2 separate regions of the Homo sapiens genome follow, and region 1 is linked to region 2. The links are chromatin contacts, found by Hi-C or POLR2A ChIA-PET in ENCODE. All regions are on one chromosome and are shown on one strand. The core of a region is the stretch at or near the end of the contact, and the rest is flanking DNA. Distances in the headings are between cores, read along the strand shown. Region 1 overlaps GALNT7 (polypeptide N-acetylgalactosaminyltransferase 7). Region 2 has its middle 48 kb from the start of GALNT7.

What was found. A loop is a pair of places that touch in the nucleus more often than their neighbours do. ChIA-PET counts read pairs that join two places held with the same protein, here RNA polymerase II (POLR2A). Pooled maps may share reads with other maps.
Region 1: a pooled map shows a loop between it and region 2 (3-fold over the local background). The contact joins two enhancer-like sites. A Hi-C loop is called at or near these places in 20 of 37 single-sample maps with no recorded cell type and 5 of 50 pooled maps. POLR2A ChIA-PET finds 5 or more read pairs at or near these places in 4 of 52 experiments (MCF 10A, OCI-LY7, WTC11 and 1 more).

What each region holds. Positions count from the first base shown.
Region 1 is chr4:173,242,046-173,244,745 of GRCh38, reverse strand. The region is part of intron 1 of GALNT7 (polypeptide N-acetylgalactosaminyltransferase 7); the gene reads right to left. Among named protein-coding and RNA genes, the nearest start is that of MIR548T, 25 kb to the left of the region's middle. Within about 2 kb of position 1,270, at least 2 of the 41 ENCODE cell types and tissues checked have a DNase peak (open chromatin) inside an H3K27ac peak, as active enhancers do.
Region 2 is chr4:173,119,768-173,122,467 of GRCh38, reverse strand. No RefSeq gene overlaps it. Among named protein-coding and RNA genes, the nearest start is that of GALNT7, 48 kb to the left of the region's middle. Within about 2 kb of position 1,272, at least 2 of the 41 ENCODE cell types and tissues checked have a DNase peak (open chromatin) inside an H3K27ac peak, as active enhancers do.

The DNA of each region.
Region 1 (2,700 bases), core at 21-2,520, 120 kb before region 2:
ATCATCCTCACTGCTACTGCCTTAATTCAGGCACCCTCACCTCTGAACAAGATTACAATAGGAATAATAGTGATGATGGTAAACACTGTGTCCTAAGTGCTTCACATACATTAACTTATTCAATCCCATGAGTTAGGTACTATGATTGCCATGTCTATTTTATAGATGGGACATCTGACAGGGAAGTTACCTAAGATTAGAATCAGTATGTAGTAGAGTCAAAATTTCAATCCAAATAGTCTGGCTCAGGATCTACACTCTTAACTACTATGACCTAGTGCTTCTCGCCCTGACACATACTTCCTACACAGCAGCCACAGGGACTTTTCTAAAATTCATACATCAACATGTTTCTTTCCCTGCTTACCATATTCCAGCAGTAGCCCACTGCCCTCTGGAGAATACACACTCCTCAAGGGGGTTGGCAAGGCTTTTCCAGTTCTAGACTGCATTTATGAAATGTCTTCAGCACTATCCATGAGAGAGGGGTCAGCAAACTTTTTCTTCAAAGGGTTAAGTAGTAAACATGTTTGGCTTTGCAGACCACAGGGTCCCTGTGGTAATTATTCAAGTCTGCCTCTGCAGTGTGGGAGCAGCCATAGACAATATGTAAATGAATGGGTATGGCTGTGTTCCAGTAACCATGTATTTACAGAGACAGGTGTTGGGCTGGATTTGGTTCCCTAGTCCCTGCACTAGACTGTAAGTTCTGTGAAAGTGCAGAGGCTATGTCCATCGTACGCACCACTGCATGCCCAGTGCTTATCCTGGCACATAATTCCTCAATAAATACTCACTGAATAAATGAATGAATCCTAAAATTTCTGCTTTGGTGGTAAGATAGACTCCGAAAAGAAAAGGGGAGATAAAGAATGGAAAATACAAAATGGGAGAGCAGGGCTTAAATCAGATAGACCCGTACTGGCAATACCTTATGAATTCACCAAGAACATAACTCTATATTCCCTACACGGCACTGTACTTTTAATAATGCCATATAATAGCACCAGAAAAATTGAATTTGCTCACTTCTCAGAGGCTGCATGTCATTAAATCGGAAGGCAAAACCAAATACAAGAATTGTCTGTCTAACCCCAAGTCAACTAAGAATAATCACATCAAATCTTAATTATATGATTCAAACAACGGCTATAAAGTGGTGTAATACTTTACTCCCCTGAGGAGGAAAGCTACATACTCCTCCTTTCTGAGAGTGAATGAGAATCAGTAGATGCCTCTGTGACTCACTGGTACAATGATACCTTCGTAAACACCAGCTGATCCACTCTACAGCCCAAACTAATGAATCACTGTTAAACAGAAATGGAAAAGAGGATGAGTAGATAATTTTCCAAGATCAGTATGTTCATAAAGGTGGAAATGGACTGAAAAATATAACCACTTATCACTGGATGGTAATATGGATTACCAGAAGTAAGGTCAGGCTAGTAACCATCCACCTTACAACTTACAAAGTGCCCCTTCTTACCCCCAAATCCTGCTTATATGTAATATTTTTCCAAGATGGCCATGCCTTGGTAGAGATAATATAAATCCAAAGGGATTTAGAAAAATGGTCTTTAGAGCAAATGACAGTAACATAGGCTTGTTTGAATTTGAAATCACAGGTGAAGCCTAGAAAACTAAGCTTTTAATGATGAGCTTATGCAGTCACATGATCTCTTGAGAAATGATGACTTAGCTTTAGGAAAGGGCCACTGCTTGAACAACATGCACACTACTTGGTTATCATGCTTCATGAGCCACAGAATTTAAAGGTATAACAAGCCAAACTTCATTCTGTGATTTTAACTCTCTTGATCAAAAACACCTTTCTTCAGAAAAATCCTATCAGCATCCTTTCTCTGGCTGCAGTTACCTAAAAGGAGCAGAAGGAATGGACACAGAAAGCAGAGAGGGAGGTGGTAAAAATAAATAAGCTCCAGAAATTCAGAGGGAACAAGGCGTGCCAGTAGGCTGGGGCTCCCCAGACTCTCACCAACATGTGGCAGGATGTGGGTGGGAATGTGGAGTGCACCAGCCTCAGTACCCTTCTTTCTCTCTGCTTAGTTACAGCTGGATGGACTAGACATTTCCGGCTGACTGAAGAGCTCCATGTCTTGCTCCTTTCAGAGCACTGAGCGATGACTGCATTGGGAGCTGCAGCCCTGCTGGGCATGGTCAAGGAATTTGTGCTTAATCAGGGCTTAAAATGGATAAGCCCAAGATTAAACAGAGACCTTACCAGTCCTTAAATATCTAGAATGTCATCCATACAGGAAAGGACCCATTTCCAAGTATATTTTAATATCCCTAAACTAGAAAGAGATTGAAGGCCACTTTCCAATGGCAATGCCTCTGTTAGCAACTAGGGCAGAACTGAAAATGGATGAAGCATGCTTTCAGGTAACTATGGAAATATAAAAATTCTATATAAGCTCTAGGTGTGGCTTAAAGTATGATATTCTGGTAAGAATTATCTGCTCAAAGAAATAGACCCGCTTAGAGGAATTGCTATTCTTCTTTATCTTTTTTTTCCCTTTCTTTAAGTATCAGGCCAAGATATAAACCAAAGGGTAACAAAATAGAGAAAATAGTAGAGTTGACATCATAATGCTCCACTAAAAGAAATCAAGGTCAGCAACTCTAATACTGTATATTAAACTTAAGCAGGGTAACCAGGCTGAGTACTACACAGTA
Region 2 (2,700 bases), core at 23-2,522:
TTCTACTCTGCCTGGAGGGTCTGGCAGCATGAACAAAAGACCGTAGTAGCTTTAGTGGCCTCCTGGAGAACATTACCAACTGTCACTGAATTACTTTGATTCCGAATTTGGGGAGTTGCTCTCCCACTCATCCTCATTCATAAATGAATTGGGATTCATAGTCTTGCTTCTTTGGATTTATGTTTCCGCTTTATCTTTTCCTCCAAAATTCTAAATATAGGAGTAAATACAGAGTCCTAGGGATGACCTTCAGGGAGGTGCCTAATATAGTTTTTGAAGGGCCAGGAAGTCTTCTTGCAGGAAGTGACAGGGGTTGGCCAAGTCAGGAAAGGATTTTCTAGGTGGAGGGAACAGTGTGTGCAAAGGCACAGAGGCAGGCAAATGCATGAGCAATTTGGAGAAATGCAAGACTGCATGGTTCCCAGGGCTTATCCTGTACAAACATCCTCAGGTATTAAGGATGAGAGATCAGGTGTGTTGTTATTAAGGCCACATTGGTTGTGTATTGCTAGCATGTATTGCAGTTGATTAGTGCCTGGGGTGAGCAACCATCCCAATTTGCCCAGGAGTGTCCCAGTTTTAACACTGAGATTCCCATGTCCCAGAAAAGCCCTTAGTTCCAGACAAACTAAGGCCATTGATCACTGTATATTGTTACAGCAGTTGTTAAATATTTTGGACATCACCCCTGCCTTTAATATATGTGCAATCATATATATAATGTATTACATACACACACACACACATTCTTGAGTCCTTATTTTACAAGGTTATAGCTTTACATACTCTTCTTTTAGTTTTGAGCAGGATTTCTACCTAGATACTGCATTCTCATGTATCATCTAAGATGACCTCCTCTCCCCTTGACAGTGTAAAGTATTTTTCCATACATGTAGTCTCTGAGGCATCTTGAACTTTCCTTTCCTGCTATCAGATGAGCTCCCCTCAAGGATCTTTGAAGAACTCTCTTCAGACTTTTCTGCTTAGAGGAAATTCCTTTTTAGCCTCAAAAGATAGCTGGCTGTATTAAAAGAAGTGCTGCTATGACTGGAATGTTTGAAGATTGCTCCAGAAATTGTGGCTTCGTTTTAGTTTTAATTTTAGTTTCTGAATTACGTATTTAATATAGACCAATTTGCAAGAATAGCAGATATCCCAGCTGATTTCTGTAGCAGGCAGAAGTGTTCTTCCTATCTGCTGTTCTCTGAGCCAAACAGCTGTGCTTTGAATCTGCTCCCCGGGCAGCTGCCTTATGCTGTGACCCTCCCAGCACACTTCCTGCTTGATTGCCACACCTGGAAGCCCAGAATGTCACTGGACTGACTGAAGCAGGCAATGCATACCACAGAGAAGTCTGTCATTGCTCCTTCTTACACATGTCTGAAACTTACAGACATCGTAAATGATTTGCCAAAATTTAAATGTCTACATAGAATTGTGGTAGGCCTGCTTAATGGTAAATGCATATTCTATGTTTGAAAAATGTTTCACTTTGTTGTAGGCCGAAGCATTAATCTGTAACTCTATGAGTTCTGGTAACTTATCTCCAAGCTTGCTAAGTTGTTGTCATTATTATTATTATTATTATTATTATTATTATTATTATTATTATTGTTTTGCTGGAAAATCAGCTTTGGAAACACAGCAGGATGAATAACGGCCCAAGTTCATGTCCCAAGGAATTCATGCTCCACTGTTGTCCCCAGAGTCACATTTCCCATGTCTTAGCCTTTGCCAAATCCATACCAACAAAAAAAAGCTATACAGTTTCCTCTACTTTGGTCTGTTATGTCTGCTAATTATTTACTAGTTAATTCACCAAATATTCATGAAACTCTCCCATGTGGCAGACACTGACAGGAACATCCCCACCCCTGCTGTCCAAATGTTGGTGGCAATTCCAGACCACCTTGGGAGGCTTGTATTTTGGGGAATATACGAGTCAACCCACATTACATATTTCCAAGTTCCATCCCTATTTTTCAGTGTTTTTGAGGAGGAAATCTAAATACAGTACCTCAGATCATGAAAAAATTACTTTCTTTCCATTGGAGTGGTATATTTTTAGAGTTTAAAAGGGATTTGGCAAACCTGTGGTCATACTCTTTCAAGGCTGTCTTTTTCTCTTCATTTACATGGACTTTTACCTATCTGTGGTTATTTGCCTCTCTGCTTTTCCCTATTATTCCTGGAAGGCAGGGCTGGGTCATATTAATTGTAGAATTCCCAACATTTGGTTAGGTGTGCAAAAGATGCTAAAAAGTCGATTGGAAAACAATTGCATGAATCACTTACCCCAGAGAGGTAAGTGATCTGTTTAAAGTCAAAAACTAATTGGTGATTTCTGTGTGTACCCCAGTAACGTGTAATTAGGACCATATAAGCCCAGTAATGAGAAGGCTCAAAGTCAGCCCAACCAAGACTGGGTGAAAGGCATGAGTCAGACAGACACGCAAGTCTGGACAGACAAGCCAAGTGAACATGAATTATTGCCTCCTTATAATAAAAGGACCTGAAAAATTGAGGATTTATGGGTGGAGTTGAATGAAATGAAAAGCAAATAAATGCCTGGTCTAATCTGTGAAAGAAGCAGGAAGAATCTTGAAGAAAACTGATACTCTGCATTTTTTTAATCAGAAGGTTAAGGAGAGGAATCTGCTAATCTGAAAAAAATTTTGATATGATGCCATTTTTGAAACA